Regions from separate parts of the Homo sapiens genome. Here region 1 is linked to region 2. The links are chromatin loops, found by intact Hi-C in ENCODE. Cell type or tissue: adrenal gland. All regions are shown on one strand. Region 1 overlaps PDE9A (phosphodiesterase 9A). Region 2 overlaps PDE9A (phosphodiesterase 9A).

Region 1 (8,000 bases), 51 kb after region 2:
CATGGAGACCACACCAGGAGCCTCTATGAGACACTCGGCTCTCCGGGATGCGGTGACTTAACTCCGCTGGGCAGATTCTATCCCCATGTCACTGATGTTGAAACTGAGGCCCGAGAACATACAGCCAGCATGTGCCATTGCTGGGTTCCAGCCTCAGTCTGCTGATTCCAGGGCCCCAGATGAACCGCCAAGTGGGGTGTGGGTTGTCATTTTGACGCCGAGGCTCCGAAGCATGCCATGGCCTCCCAAGGTTCATCTCCTAATTTAATGTCCCTTCTCTTGGGCCCCGCACACAGGAACCTTCAATAAATGTCTGTTAAGTGGAAGGATTTGAGGGGCACGTTTGCCTAACATGGCATGAGTTAATCCAATTCAAATGTGGAGTGAAACTCAGTGGGAAGGAGAGAGACATCTAAGACCCCGCAGGCAGGGGAGGCGGGGATGTCAACAACAAACAGAAAGGTGGTGTGATGCGGCCGCAATTCCCAAACTGCTGGCAGCCACCAGCAGCTGGAAGAGGCAAGGAAGGGAATCTCCGGGGGAGCCTCTAGAGGGAGCGCGGCCCTGCCCACACCTGGATTTCAGCCCAGCGATTCAGATTTTGGACTCCATCCTCCAGAGCTGCGAGATAATCCGTTTCTGTTGTTTTAAGCTGTGGCATTTATGGCCATTTGCTACAGCGGCCCTGGTCTCTGTTCTAAGAGGGGTGGAATCTTTTTCGCAAGCAATGGGAGTCCTTGATACCGGGTGGGCCTCAGCGCGTGTATGCAATGGGGGAAACTTCAGGAGGGGATGGTGAAGGAGGCATTAACGAGGGGAGACACGGAGGGCTCAGCCGCTGGCCAGAGGCTGCAGAGGGAGTTGATGTGGCCCGCGTGGGACGTGGCGGGGGGTGGAGGGAGCAGCTCTGATAATCCGTGGGGAATTCCTCTCCCGACGGAGGATGTTCATGCGCAGGACACGGCTACCCAGACCGTCTGAACAGCCCTCCAGGTCACGCTCAGAGCTGCCTGGCCTGACGGTGGGATTTCAGGGCCCATTTCCCCCGCGCCGGCATCTGCGCGGATCCCGGGCCTCCGCACAGGGCTCATTTGTCATGACTGCTGTGCTCATCACTCTTGTCATTTTTCTGCGTAGCTTCGCTTTTGTTTTCCTCACTGCTAGTGTCTGAGGCCAATCTCCACTGTTATAAATAATGGATCACAGGGGACTGAAAATGCAAAAATCGACGAACCAAAAGAACAGGAAGTGTGCTGAGATGGAGCTCTGCACACAGGACTCTCACGGGGCATTTCTGAAGGCCTCTCGCCAGTTGCAATCTGCTTGACTCCTGGATACGCGGTTCAAGCTCGAAGCAACTCTCGCTGCATGAACATGACCCTTCCGCCACCCCCTCTCTGGGGCCTCACCCTTGTCTTGTCTTAATAATTCATGCTCACTTCTCCCAGGGCCTCTGTCTGTCTCTGCTGCATCAGGACTCCGAGTGGGAGCTAATGCAACCCTTCCCTGGAATCTGGGCTCCCTGGACCCTGGGGATGGCAGGAATGGGGAGGGTGGGGTAGGAGGTGCTCGGGGGACCCAGGCGGCAGCCCCTCTGGAGGATCACTGGGGGAGAGGACCTTCTCTCAGCACGCAGCCCCTTCGAGCCCAGTTTCAAGGCAGTATGTGAGAATGGTGTGGCTGGACATGGGTGAAAAGATTTAGAGGAAACCATGGGAAAGGGACACCCCAGCGGGGAGGCAGGGGAAGGCAGACAGGAGTGGAATCCTTTTTGTGCACCCCTCTCTCCAACTTCGACCCAGAGAGCTTGGATGTCTTGGTAAGCCGGCATCGCCCATTCCATCATCATCATTTCCAAGTGGGAATGGGATAAGGGAGGGGAGATTCCACTAGAACTGCAGGGGGGAAAGGGCGGTTCATCAAAGCAGAAACACACGTCCTGTGCTGGGTCCCTTGAGAAGGGCCAAGTGGGTCCCAGTCAGGACTGCAGGGGGTCCTGGACCAAACAGCAGGGGGTCGGGAGGAGGGAACTTGCCACGGGTTTCTAGGGAAGTGGTGGCTGCCAGTCCTTTCAAGAAGGCCCAGCAAGGCTTTTGGAATAAAGGTAATGCCTGGTTCTTGCAAGAGGCCTGTTGTGATCCGAACTTGCATAAAACCCAAAAACCTGCAACTCCTGTGAGCGGAGACAGTCCAAGACCATCTGAGAAGCAGGCCAAGTGCTTTCATTCTTCCTGGTTCATCTTCCCTCCCTCCTCACCACTCTCTTCCTTTGTTTCAAGAGAACAAAACAAACATACTGGGCAGGCAACTGGGAGGGAGGGGTGTGTTTCTATTCAAAACTCTTTTTCATGCCACCTGCCAAATAGAATTCTAAATCCTCCTTTAAAAAAAACTGTGCCCCATCCATGAAGTCGAGTAGTTTAAGAACTGTGGCCACGTCAGCACCCTGTTCCCTGGTCTGTACTTGCTGGGGTATGTCTCCCTTTTGAAAATCAGTATATTGTCTCTCTGTTTTCCATGGATTTGGTGTCTGAATGGATAGGCTTATGGGCTGCTAGAAGTTGGACCCCCTCATCCAACTTCCTCATTGTGATCTCCAGCCAACCTCCTCAAACTGGTCATGTGGTTGGCCAGGCTGCAAAGCATGTTGGGGTTGTTTGCTGTTTCGCCAGCATGGCCCTTCACCCCTGGCTGGAGGACAAAGAAGCAGTCTGTGTACAGGGAGTGAATGGGCAGTTGGGACCAGGCGCCTCAACATGCTGGGGTTGGGGCGGGGGGGAGTGGGGACAGCCTGGAGCCCGGGAGGGCGAGTCGGCGGTCACCAGGCGCGGGACCTTGGTGCCGCCTTTCAACCTTTTGGGCTGCGATGCTCTCTTTGGTGACCCAATGTCGTTCTGGATCCCTCCTGCTTTCCCACATTAGGGTTACAAAGGCCAGAAGATGGGGAAGGGAGAGGTCATTCCCACTTCCCAAAGCGGGTGCTATGGACTGAACTGTGTCCCGTCAAAATTCATGCTGTAGTTCTGACCCCAGCACTTCACGATATGACCTTATTTGGAGACCGGGCCTTTAAAATGAGATGTCCTTGTAAAACGAGGCGCCGAGGACACAGACATGCAGAGGCTCGGCCCTGCATGGACACGGGGAGGAGGTGCCAGCCCAGGAGAGGCCTCAGGAACCAGCCCTGCTGCAGCCTGACCTGGGAATTCGGCCTTCAGACCGCGAGGGCCTTGGTGTCTGCTGTGGAGGCCGCCGGGCCTGTGGTCCTTTGTGACGCCGGATGCACACGGGGGAGTGCAGCCCTCACAAAGCTGAGACGGAGCTGCGGGTGGGGCCTCGGCACCTTCAGGACCTGCTCTGCGCTCCTGCTGGGTCCCAGCTGCTGAGTCAGATGGGCTCATCCAGAAACAAGCCAGCTGCCCTCCCTCCTTCCCCACAGCCTCACACTTGGGAGGCGGGGAGACTTCAGAAGTGCTTTGGTGCCAGCCCTGCCCCTGGCAGCTCCAGCTGAGATCCTCGTCGACAAGGAGAACCCAAGTCCAAGGACAGCAAGAAGGGCCTTCTGGAGCTGATAGCCACGCCCTTCCGGCTGCAGCCACGCCCTTTCTTGATGACCACGCCCACTGCACGAATGACCACGCCCTCTCGGTTGTGGCCACGCCCACTGCACTGGTGGCCACGCCCCCACCCCAGGGCTGCTTTCCCCTTTGATAAAGAACATCTTTTTAGATGTCAGGGCCTGAAGGCCCTTGGGGAAGGTGAGCCTGTTCTTTAGGGCCCCAGGAAGGCAGCGTTTCCTGTGCTTAGGACTCCCTTCTCACGGTCCACACTGCCTCCCCAACTGACTTCAACGGGGCCTCATGGCGCAGAGGTGCCCAGGGGAGCATCAGGAGCTTGAGGGATAGACGGTGGAGCCACGCGGGAGAAGCTTCATCCCTGGCCCAGCCGAGCAACGCCCTCTCACGGGTGAGCTGCATGCATCCATTGTTCATTATTCAACAACTGTTACTGGTTCTCGTGCCAGTCTCTGGGCAGGGGCAGGGTTGGAAGGTGAGTGACTTGATCCTGGGCTCCAAGGGTGCCTGGTGAGGAGTTATTACAGTGCAGAGAGGCACCTGCACGCGACACATCCGGCTTCCTAGGAGCGGGGACATTCAGCAAGGGCCGGCCAGGGCAGGGAAGGCCGGGAGCTGTAGGAGCAGAGCAAGGTCGGGGGTGGCCACCAAGGCTGGAGCCAGATGTCCAGGTTCCAACACTGCTGGCCTGTGGGAGCCCAGGTGACAAGATCACAGGGACCCTGTGGGCTTTGGTGAGCTCCCTTGGGCAGGGTGTAGCCAGGGGTCTCTGGGTGGGGGAGGAGGACCAGAGGGCAGGTTGAACGGTCTTCTAAGAGCCAACCAGTCCCTCAGAGGGCCAGGATGGGGGTGGACAAGGCAACCCCCTGAGTGTCCTGGGGCTGCTATAACAAAGACCACAAACTGGGTGACATGAAACCACAGAGGTTTATCTCTCTTGGCTCCGGAGGCCTGAAGCCTGAGCTCGAGGCATGGGCGGGGCTGGCTCCTTCCCAGGACTCCAGGGAGGAGGCTTGCCTCTTCCAGCTTCTAGGGGCTGCCCGCAGAGCCTGGCTTGTACATGCATCACTCTGGTCTCTGAGTCTGTCTTTACATGGCCTGATTCTGTCTCTACGTCTTCCGTTCTCATTTCCATGGACAAATGTGTGTCTGCCTTTCCCTCTCCTTAGAAGGATGGCGGGCATATGGGCTTGAGGCCCATCCCAATGCAGTATGACCTCATCTTGATGTGATTATGTCTGCAAATACCCTATTTCCAACTAACGGGACATTCACAGGTTAGCACAGAAATCCACTTTTTTGGGAGACACAATTCAACTCACAGCAGTGACCATGAGTGGATGAACAGAGGTCAATGGCAGGACGTGGTGACAGTGCAGGCGGGCGGAAGTCGAGAGGAAACTGAGTCTCTCGCAAGGCCGACCCGGCCGTGTGTACCCAAATAGGAGGCATCAGATAAGAGTGGTGAGTGAAGTTGGTGATGGGGGGAGCTACAGAAGCCTTGGGGGCTTCCATTCGGATGGGAATGGAACCCCCTCCCTCCCTCCCTTCCTTTCCCTCCTCTTTCCTTGCCTTTTGATTGCCTTGGAATTTCATTAGAAAATGAAGCACAAATTTCCTGCCAGAAAAGAAATGTCTCTGAGTGCTGGCACCGGGGCCTTGCGCTGGTCCAGTTTGCTCCAGGTCTGCTTTGGTGGCCAGGGTCACCTTTATGCCCTTTCTGCTTTGTGTCCATGCAGAGGCCAGCCCGGAAAGCAGGTAGAACCCCTCGCTGGCCTCCTGCCTCATCTGCTGCAACTGTCTCCCTGGATCTGGGCTCCTACTCAATGCAGCAGCACCATCAGGAGCGGCTGCCACTGTGATGTGTCATCACCTGCAGGTGGCACGTCCCTGTGCCAGGCTGAGACTGGCACTTTGTGACCAACGTGCCCCGTGTCATCAGCCCTGTGTCATGCTGCGAGGTGAGGCACCATTGCCCACTGAGCCGAACACAAAGACTCCCTCTTGGCCTCGCTATTTTTAGTTTGATGCCTTGGGCTCACAGCAGTTGGCTGGAGTCACTAAACCCCCAGCTTTCTCTTCCAGAAGCCAAGCCTGGCACTCCGAGGGGCAGGTGGGAGCTGGAGATGCCTCGAGAAGCCCCTTTGGCATCTGGACCCGACTCGGCCCCGGGCCGTCCTCTGGGGGCTCTCTGATCCATTGTCTGAGGACACATGGTGGACTCACCACAGGGACTGAGGCTGAATCACAAACTCCAGACCCCAGCAAGGACCTGGAGCATCCTGGGTGTCCTGGCATCCAGCTGATGACCTCAGCCATCAACACCTGGGAGATTCCAGAGTCCTGGATGCTGAGAGGCCTGGGCTTTAGGGCAAGGCCTGGGAGGGGAGGTGCTGGGCAGACGACTACCTGGAAGAAATAGGATGGGGCCTGGCATGCTTCAGTGGGGCCTCAGTGTGGAGTGTGACACAGCGCTGAGGGACATGGGGCAGGCTGGTCACACAGTGCTGGTCTCAGCCTGGCATGAGGACATACTGCTGCAAGTGACGGCACATCACGGTGGCACCCCGCCCCCAAGAGTCGGGCTGCATGACCGCAGGGTGGGAAGACGGGGGGCACTGCCAGGCCTGTCTGCTGTGGGCTCAGCCCATACCCTCCAAGCTCAACCACTTCAAACCTCATCACATCGGGCAATGAGATAAGGGGCTTCACCCTTCCGGCACGTATAGGAGGCAAGCCCCACTGTGACTCTGCGAAGACGGGTGCCTTCTGCCCTCCCTCCGAGCTGTGTGGCCACCTGCCTCGTCCCCACTCAACTCCTGAAACCCCCAGGGGCTCTGCTGACTTCTCTGTCATCTTCATACTGTGCGTGTGTGGTGTGTGTGCATGTGTGTGATGTGTGCGCGGTGTGTATGTATGTGTGTGATGTGCCTGTGTGGTGTTTGTGATGTGCTTGTGTGTGGTGTGTGTGCATGTGTGTGATATGCATGTGTGGTAGGTGCGTGCATGTGTGTGGTGGGTGTGGTGCATGTGGATGTGTGTGATGTGTGTGTGATGTATATGCAGGTGTGTGATGTGCATGTGTGGTGTGTGCATGTGTGTGATGTGCGTGTATGTGGTGTGCATTCTTGTGTGTGATGTGCATGTGTGTAAGTGTGGTGTGTGCATGTATGTGATGTGCATGTGTGTGATATGTGCGTGTGTGTGGTGTGCGTGTGTGTGGTGTGTGTTCTTGTGTGTGAGGCGCGTGGCGTGTGCATGTGATGTGCGTGTGCGTGGTGTGCATGTGTGTGATGTGCATGTGCATGGTGTGTGTGGTGTGTTTTTGTGTGTGCTGTGTGTGGTGTGTACGTGTGTGATGTGCATGTGTGTGGTGTGTGGTGGGTGTGTGCGTGTGTGTGCGTGTGTGTGGTGTGTGTGTGCTTGGTGTGTGTGTGTGGTGTGTGTCCTTGTGTGTGGTGTGCGTTCTTGTGTGTGATGTGCCTGGTGTGTACAAGTGTGTGATGTGCGTGTGCATGGTGTGTGCATGTGTGTGCAGTGCGTGTGCGTGGTGTGTGTGTGCATGGTGTGGGATGTGCGTGTGTGTGGTGTGTGGTGTGTGTGGTGTGTGTGCATGTGTATGATGTGCGTGTGCTTGGTGTGTGTGGTGTGCTTGTGTGTGATGTGCATGGTGTGTACGTGTGTGGTGTGTGTGCATGGTGTGTGCGTGTGTGTGATGTGCATGTGCATGGTGTGTGTGTGTGGTGGGTGTGTGCGTGTATATGTGTGTATGTACCATAGTCCTCCATCCCTCTGCAACAGTCGGAAGGGGCATGGAGGGCATCTTTCTGCCCCTTCCTTCGGTGAGGAAACAGGTAGGGGGAGGGTGGATGGGAGCTAACCTGGGAAGCAGAGCTGTGAGGTGAGCTGGCCCTTCACGCACGCCCGGACACGGCACCGTGCTGGGGACGATAGTGGGAGGCACAGGGACCACTTGACAACCTGGGGGGGTGGCGCCCGGGTCTCCACCAGGCACTGAGATTAGACTGCCTTAAATCCATGACATGGATAAATAAATAATAAACAAACAAAAATGATAACACTTATATAGCATTTACCAAGTGCCAGTGTGTTCTAGCATTTGACGCGTATTAGCCCACTTAATCTTCCAAAAACTTCCCCCCACTTCACAGAGACACTGAGGCACAGAGAGGGTGAATGACTTGCCCCAGGGAGGCCACACAGCTGCTGGGCTCAAGCGCAGACAAATGACAAATCGGCCCCATCTGCGCTCTCCACCAGGGCTGGTAGCTGAGCTCCGTGGAGCGGAACCTGGCGCATCTGTCTTCCCTGGGCAGCCCCCTACCCTTCCGCTGCGACGCATCACAGGCTGTACACAGGCTACACCACAGACATGCACACAGCTTCGCAAAGCAGCACAGCCAT
Region 2 (8,000 bases):
TAGAGCTGCAAAGACGGGACAGAGCTGCACTTACTTTCCCTTCAGAAAACCCCAGAGATACCTATTTTATTTTTCTTTCTGTGTGGCTTCTTGCCCGTAGTGGGGTGAACTTATTTATTTATTTATTGAGATGGAGTTTTGCTCTTGTTGCCCAGGCTGGAGTGCAATGGCATGATCTCGGCTCACCGCAACCTCCGCCTCCCAGGTTCAAGCGATTCTCCTGCCTCAGCCTCCCGAGTAGCTGGGATTACAGGCATGCGTGACCATGCCCGGCTAATTTTTGTATTTTTAGTAGAGACGGGGTTTCTCCATGTTGGTCAGGCTGGTCTCGAACTCCCAACCTCAGGTGATCCGCCCGCCTTGGCCTCCCAAAGTGCTGGGATTACAGGCGTGAGTCACTGCGCCTGGCGGAGGGGTAAACTTCTAAGGGAGGGTGTGGGTACGAATAACCGAACGGATGCCGCTGGGGGAATTTGAATTTGGGAGCCACCAGCTGGTTGTACACGCTGCTGGGACTTTGTCCATTATCTGACAGCCTGTGTGTGTGTCACTGTAACCTGATAATCCTCTGGGAAAGTTTAATTATGTGAAGCCAAAGGAAATCAACTCTGGCTCATCGTGTCTGAGGCTTTGACTCTATGCCAAATGACCCCATAGACTAGTTCCAGGAAGGATTCTGTCAGGCAATTCGGTGATCCAATAAACTAATTGATTATGGTACAAATGACAGAATGTTTGTAAAGATTGAGTCATTTTTGCAAACCAAAGCTTTTATTCCATCTGTGGACTTTAACAGGTTGTACACAGCAGCAACATTTGTAGCAAGAGAAATTAAGAAGAACCATCTGATCGCTGTAAAAACAAGACTGGAAGCAACACAAGTATCTATCAGTAGGATACACAATAGTACATCTACAAAATGAAGTACTATGCTCCTATAAAAGAACGAAGGAATATTTCTTTTTTTTTTTTTTTTTTTTTTGAGACAGACTCTCACTCTGTCACCCAGGCTGGAGGGCAGTGGCGCCATCTCGGCTCACTGCAACCTCTGGCTCCCAGGTTCAAGGGATTCTCCTGCCTCAGCTCCTGAGTAGCTGGGATTACAGGTATGCACCACCACACCCGGCTAATTTTTTCAAAATTTTTTTTAGAAGAGACAGGATTTCACCATGTTGGCCAGGCTGGTTTCAAACTCCTGACCTCAGTTGATCCACCCACCTCGGCCTCCCAAAGTGCTGAGATGTCAGGTGTGAGCCACTGTACTTGGCCTAGAATGGAATAATATTCTATTTCTTGCTATAAAGTGCCCTTATAATGTAGATGGCTAAAACTTAAGCAGAAAGTTCCAGGTTGAAGCGTCAGATGACACAGTTTTAGGTTGTCAGAGAGGATGGAAATGGAAAGGAGAGTTCCCAAAGGAGGAAGCCATGGCAGTGGGACCCAAATTCTGTATAAACTACCCTGTTCCTTGGTGGATCCCTGAATGACGCATGTTTGTGGGCCTAGTGTGGCAGAGGTTTCAGCTCCTGCTGTGGAGGAGACAAAGTTTGGAGTTTAAATGTAGTCGAGTTAGAGAGGCTTGATAAATACCTCAGGCTTCCTACTAAAACCACAGAAGGGTCAGTCTAGAGATCTACCCCAACAAAGCATAAAACCAGGCTGCACGAAGTTCAGATGATCAGTGAGTAACGGAACTGACTGCTGGAGCAAAATTAACACTCTTCAGAGGATGATAACAAAATCCAATGTCTCTCCTAGGTGTTATTCATAATCTTAGTCTACAATAAAAAATAGACATGCAAAGAAATAGGAAAATGTGACCCATGGCCAAGAGAAAATCATCCCTCAGACACCCTGGACGCTTGCCGGCTCAGATGCCAAAATGAGCAAACGAGACTTTAATGCAGCAATTGCAGGTACGTGCAAACACCGAAACAAAAGCGGCGTCAGTAAATCGTAAACAGAGGGGAGTCTCGAGAGACAAATCTATGAACAAGAGTCAAGTGCAAATTTTAGAATTTTAAAATATAATATCCTAAACAAAAAAAAACTTCATGGATCAACTTACAGAAGTCTGGAGTCAGTGGAAGAGTCAGGGAAATCAAGGACAGGTCAACAGAAATTACCCAATTTGAAGGGCAAAGAAAAAAAAGATTATAAAAAACCGCAAAGCTGCAGTCACTTGAAAGACAACAGCAAACTTTCTAACATACAGGTCATTAGTGAGAAAGAATGGCACATATAACACGTAATGGCTGACAATTTTGCAAATTTGCTGAAAAGGTAAATTCATAGTCCATGGAAGCTCAATGAACATGAAGAAGGATAAATAAGAAGAAAATGAGACTGAAGCACATCATAGTCCAACTGCTGAAACCTAAAGATAAAGGAAAGAAATCAACAGCTTGAAAACAGCCAGAGGCCTGGGCACAGTGGCTCACGCCTGTAATCCTAGCACTTTGGGAGCCCGAGGTGGGTGGATCACCTGAGGTCAAGAGTTCGAGACCAGCCTGGCCAACATGGTGAAATCCTGTCTCTACTAAAAATTAGTTGGGCGTGGTGGCGGGCACCTGCAATCCCAGCTACTTGGAGGCTGAGGCAGGAGAATCAGGAGGCGGAGGTTGCAGTGAGCCGAGATCGCACCACTGCACTCTAGCCTGGGCAACAGAGCAAAAACTTCATCTCAAAAACAAAACAAAACAAACAAACAAACAAACAAACCCCAAAGAAAGCAGCCAGAGAAGAAAGACACACTTCATACAGAGGAATAATGATCAAATTAAGCTGACTTCTCATCAGAAACAATGGAGGCCAGAAAGAAAGTGAGTCAACATCTTTAAGCTTCTTGAAGAAAACAAACTGTGAATGCAGAATTCCACACCATGAAAACTCATCCTTCACAATGAAGGCAAAATAAAGGCATGTTCCTTGCCTGGGCACGGTGGTTCACGCCTGTAATCCCAGCACTTTGGGAGGCCGAGGTGGGTGGATCACCTGAGGTCAGGAGTTCGAGACCAACCTGGCCAACATGGTGAAACCTCGTCTCTACTAAAAATACAAAAAAATTTTTTTTTTTTTGAGATGGAGTCTCACTCTCTTGCCCAGGCTGGAGTGCAGTAGTGAGATCTCAGTTCACTGCAACCTCCACCTCCTGGGTGGAGTGCCTGGGTGGGCATGGTGGTGGGCGCCTGTAATCCCAGGTACTTGGGAGGCTGAGGCAGGAGAATTGCTTGAACCTAGGAGGCGGAGGTTGCAGTGAACTGATTGTACACTCCAACCTGGGCGACAGAGCAAGACATCATTTCAAAAAAAAAAAAAAAAAAAAAAGGCATGTTCCAATCAGCAAAAGCTGAGAGAATTAGTTACTAGCAGATATGCACTGCAAGAAACATTAAAAGAAAAAAGAAATGCTTTAGAGTGAAGGGATATAATATAAGTTGGAAGTTGAGAAGAAATAAAAACATCAGAAATGGCAAATATATAGGCAACTATTAAAAAACTATCTGGAAGTTTATTTTCATAATTTCTTCAGAAAACAACTAGCTGTTTAAATAAGAAATTATAGGCCAGGCACAGTGGCCTATAATCACGCCTATAATCCCAGCACTTTGGGAGGCTGAGGCGGGTGGATCACTTGAGGTCAGGAGTTCGAGACCAGTCTGACCAAGATGATGAAACCCCGTCTCTACTAAAAATACAAAAAATTAGCCGGGCGTGGCGGCACACATCTGTAATCCCAGCTACTCGGGAGGCTGAGGCAGGAGAATCGCTTGAACCTAGGAGGTGGAGGTTGCAGTGAGCTGAGATCTCACTACTGCACTCCAGCCTGGGCAAGAGAGTGAGACTCCGTCTCAAAAAAAAAAAAAAAAAAAAAGGAAATTATAATATTGTATTATGGGGCTTAAAATGTATGCAGATATAAAACATATGACACAATAACTCAAAGGTGGTGGGAGAGGGGAGTAAGTAGACTTATATAGCTGCAGTGTCCTTATTTTTTATGTGAGGCGGTACAGTATTAATTCTAAATAGATTGTGAAAAGTTCAGGATGATTAAAAGTGGCCAAAAGATATGAACAGACACCTCAAAGAAGACATGCAGATGGCAAGCAGGCATATGAGAAGATGCTTATCATGATATGTCACTAGGGAATTGCAAAATAAAACAAGAAGAAGATACTGCAATACACCTATCAGAGTGGTGAAAATCCAAGACACTGAAACACAAAAGCTGGGGAGGATGTGGAGCGGCAGGAATGCTCGTTCATTGCTGCTGGGAATGCAAAATGGCCCAGTCACTTTGGAAGACCGTTTGGCAGCTTCTTACAAAACTAAACATGCTGTTACCAAAAGATCCAGCAATTGTGCTTCTTGGTATTTATCCAAATGTGTTAAAATCTTATGTGCACACAAAAACTTGTGCACAAATATTTATGGCAGCTTTATTCATAACTGCCCAAACCTGGAAGCAACCAAGATGCTCTTCAATAGGTGAGTGGGCAAATAAACTGTGATACATACAGACCATGGAATATGCTTCAATGCTAAGATGCCGGGAAAAGGCATAAAAGAATCTTAAAGACATATTAGTAAGTGAAAGAAAACCTGAAGAGGCTTTATTCTGTATGACTCCAACTATGTGACATTCTGGAAAAGGCCAAACTATGGAGACAGTAAAAAGATCTGGGGCTTGGGGCGGGAGGGATGAATAGGTGGCGCACAGGGGGTTTTGAAGGCAGTGAACCGATTCTGTCTGAGACTGGGATGGGACACACAGGTCATCATATATTTGTCCAAACCCAGGGAATGTACAGCCCTGAGAGAACCGATTCTGTCTGAGACTGGGATGGGACACACAGGTCATCATATATTTGTCCAAACCCAGGGAATGTACAGCCCTGAGAGTGAATTCTGAGGTGGAATATAGACTTTGGCTGATAAGGATATGTCAATGTTGGTTCACTGATTGTAACCAATGTACAGTCTTTTTTTTTTCTTTTGTCTGGAGACAGAGTCTCTCTCTGTCGCCCAGGCTGGAGTGCAGTGATGCAATCTCAGCTCACTGCAACCTCCGCCTTCCGGATTCAAGCGATTCCCCTGCCAAGTAGTTGGCATTACAGGTGTGCGCCATGACGCCTGGCTAATTTTTATATTTTTAGTAGAGACAGGGTTTCACCATGTTGGCCAGTCTGGTCTTGAACTCCTGACCTCCAGTGATCTGCCTGCCTTGGCCTCTCAAAGTGCTGTGATTACAGGCGTGAGCCAGTGCGCCCGGCTGTAACCAATATACAATCTGATGCAGGACGTTGACGGTGGCAGAGGCTGAATGTCTGTGTGTGGGGGGAACATGTGGGAGCTCCACACTTTTCACTCAATTTTGCCGTGAATCTAAAAAACAAAGTCTATCAATTGTAAAAAAAAAAAAAAAAAAAAGTAAAGATGCATATTGTAACACTTACAACAGCCGAGGAAAAATAATGCAAAAAGAGACAGCTAAAGAGTCAGCAGAAGGAATAAAATGGAAAACAAAAATTTATTCAATTAACACAGGAGAAGGCAGAAAAGGAGGAACAGAAAAACAAAACCCAAGATCAAGAAACAGCAAATAGCAACGTGGTAGAGCTAACCCCAACCATATGAACAAAGGCTGGTAGAGCTAACCCCAACCATATGAACAAAGACAGGTAGAGCTAACCCCAACCATATCAACAAAGACTGGTAGAGCTAACCTCAACCATATCAACAAAGACTGGTAGAGCTAACCCCAACCATATGAACAAAGACTGGTAGAGCTAACCCCAACCATATCAACAAAGACTGGGAGAGCTAACCCCAACCATATCAACAAAGACTGGTAGAGCTAACCTCAACCATATCAACAAAGACTGGTAGAGCTAACCCCAACCATATGAACAAAGACTGGTAGAGCTAACCCCAACCATATCAACAAAGACTGGGAGAGCTAATCAACAAAGACTGGTAGAGCTAACCCCAACCATATCAACAAAGACTGGTAGAGCTAACCCCAACCATATCAACAAAGACTGGTAGAGCTAACCCCAACCATATCGACAAAGACTGGTAGAGCTAACCTCAACCATATCAATAAAGACTGGTAGAGCTAACCCCAACCATATGAACAAAGACTGGTAGAGCCAACCCCAACCATATGAACAAAGACTGGGAGAGCTAACCCCAACCATATCAACAAAGACTTGGGGGCTCTGCTCACCATCTGGGTGCGACACACCACATAACAAACCTGCATGTGATACGTTTAGATCTGTACGTAAAATAAAAGTTGGGGCTGGGCGTGGTGGCTCACACCTGTAATCCCAGCACTTTGGGAGGTCAAGGCAGGTGGATCATGAGGTCAGGAGAGCGAGACCATCCTGGCTAATGCAGTGAAACCCCATCTCTACTAAAAATACAAACGTTAGCCAGGCACGGTGGTGGGCGCCTGTAGTCCCAGCTACTTGGGAGGCTGAGGCAGGAGAATGGCGTGAACCCGGGAGGTGGAGCTTGCAGTGAGCCAAGATTGCACCACTGCACTCCAGCCTGGGCGACAAAGTGAGACTCCATCTCAAAAAAAAAAAAAAAAAAAATTGGAATGAAAAAAAAAGTTTTAACAAATTGACAAAAATTAGATACATTTCCCATGGTCATGCACTCCAGCCTGGGCAACAAAGCGAGACTCCACCTCAAAAAAAAAAAAATTGGAATTAAAAAAAAAGTTTTAACAAATTGACAAAAATTAGATACATTTCCCATGGTCAAGATGATGTTTTGAAATATATACATTGTAGAATGGCTAAATCAAGTGAATTAACATACACATTATGCCACATAGTTTTTTTTTGTGGTGAGAATGCAAAATGTACTCTCAGTGATTTTCAAGAATAAAATACATTGTTATTAACTATTAAAAAGACACACACAAAAAACCCAAATACATTAAGTGTAAAGGGACATAGGACAAAATAATACCAAAATTACATAAAATCTTTCAGAAAATACAGAAGAAAGTAAACTTCCCAATGTGTTTTATGAGGCCACTATAGGGCCAATATCAAAACATGACAAAGACACTGCAAGAAAAAAAATTACAAATCAATATCCCATTTAAGCATAGACAGCCACATTCTTAACGAATTGTTAGGAAATCAAATCTAGCAATACATGAAAAGCGGCCAGGTGCTGTGGCTCACGCCTGTAATCCCAGCACTTTGGGAGGCTGAGGCGGGTGGATCACCTGAGGTCAGGAGTTCGAGACCACCCTGACCAACATGGTGAAACCCTGTCTCTACTAAAAATACAAAAATTATCTGGTGTGGTGGTGCACACCTGTAATCCCAGCTACCCGGGAGGCTGAGGCAGGAGAATCACTTGAAGCCTGGAGGCGGAGGTTGCAGTGAGCCGAGATGGCAGCACTGCACTCCAGCCTGGGTGACAGAGCGACACTGTCTCAAAACAAAAACAAAAACAAAAACAAGTCAATACATAAAAAGCAAACACACCAGGGAGAGGGCCTACATATACTTTGTTACATTTATTCCCAAGTATTTTCCTGGAAATATTTCCTGGAAATACAAGTGAGTTTACCCCAGGAAATTTCCTAGGAACATTTCCTGGAAATATAAGTGCATTTACCCTAGGAAAGCAAAGTGGTTTTAACATTTGAAAATCAATCAGTATTATTCATTATCTTAATAGAATAAAGCAGAAAAACCATATGTATGCTCATCCCATAGATGCAGAAAGGTACTGGAACAAAATCCAATACCTCTTTATGGGACAAAACCATTAGAAAACAAGGAAAAAGAGGACACCTCCTCAACCCACCTCAGTAGCTGTAGAGAGAACATTTGATAAAAGTTAACAAAGAATTTTGTCAAAGAACATGAGACAAAAAACTCTCAGAAAACTAACATTAGACGGGGACTTCCAACCTTATGAAAGGCATCCACAAAAAAATCTGTGGCTAACATCGTATGTAATGG

The links. A loop is a pair of places that touch in the nucleus more often than their neighbours do. Peaks named below come from ENCODE experiments on the same cell type or tissue, not always from the same donor. Only the 100,000 strongest peaks of a DNase experiment are listed, where the experiment ranks them.
Region 1: a loop joins it to region 2, with 2.5 times the contacts of the local background. A loop is called at or near these places in 12 of 110 quality-filtered maps.

The regions. Positions count from the first base shown.
Region 1 is chr21:42,661,792-42,669,791 of GRCh38, reverse strand. All of the region lies in intron 1 of PDE9A (phosphodiesterase 9A), which reads right to left. Among named protein-coding and RNA genes, the nearest start is that of PDE9A, 12 kb to the right of the region's middle. RefSeq lists enhancers at 1-806, 807-1,753, 3,249-3,755, 7,512-8,000. In adrenal gland, no CTCF peak of the experiment used is centred here; DNase peaks (open chromatin) are centred at 3,319 and 3,610; H3K4me3 peaks cover 478 bases; H3K27ac peaks cover 1,683 bases.
Region 2 is chr21:42,712,622-42,720,621 of GRCh38, reverse strand. The region is part of intron 4 of PDE9A (phosphodiesterase 9A); the gene reads right to left. Among named protein-coding and RNA genes, the nearest start is that of PDE9A-AS1, 25 kb to the left of the region's middle. In adrenal gland, no CTCF peak of the experiment used is centred here; no DNase peak of the experiment used is centred here.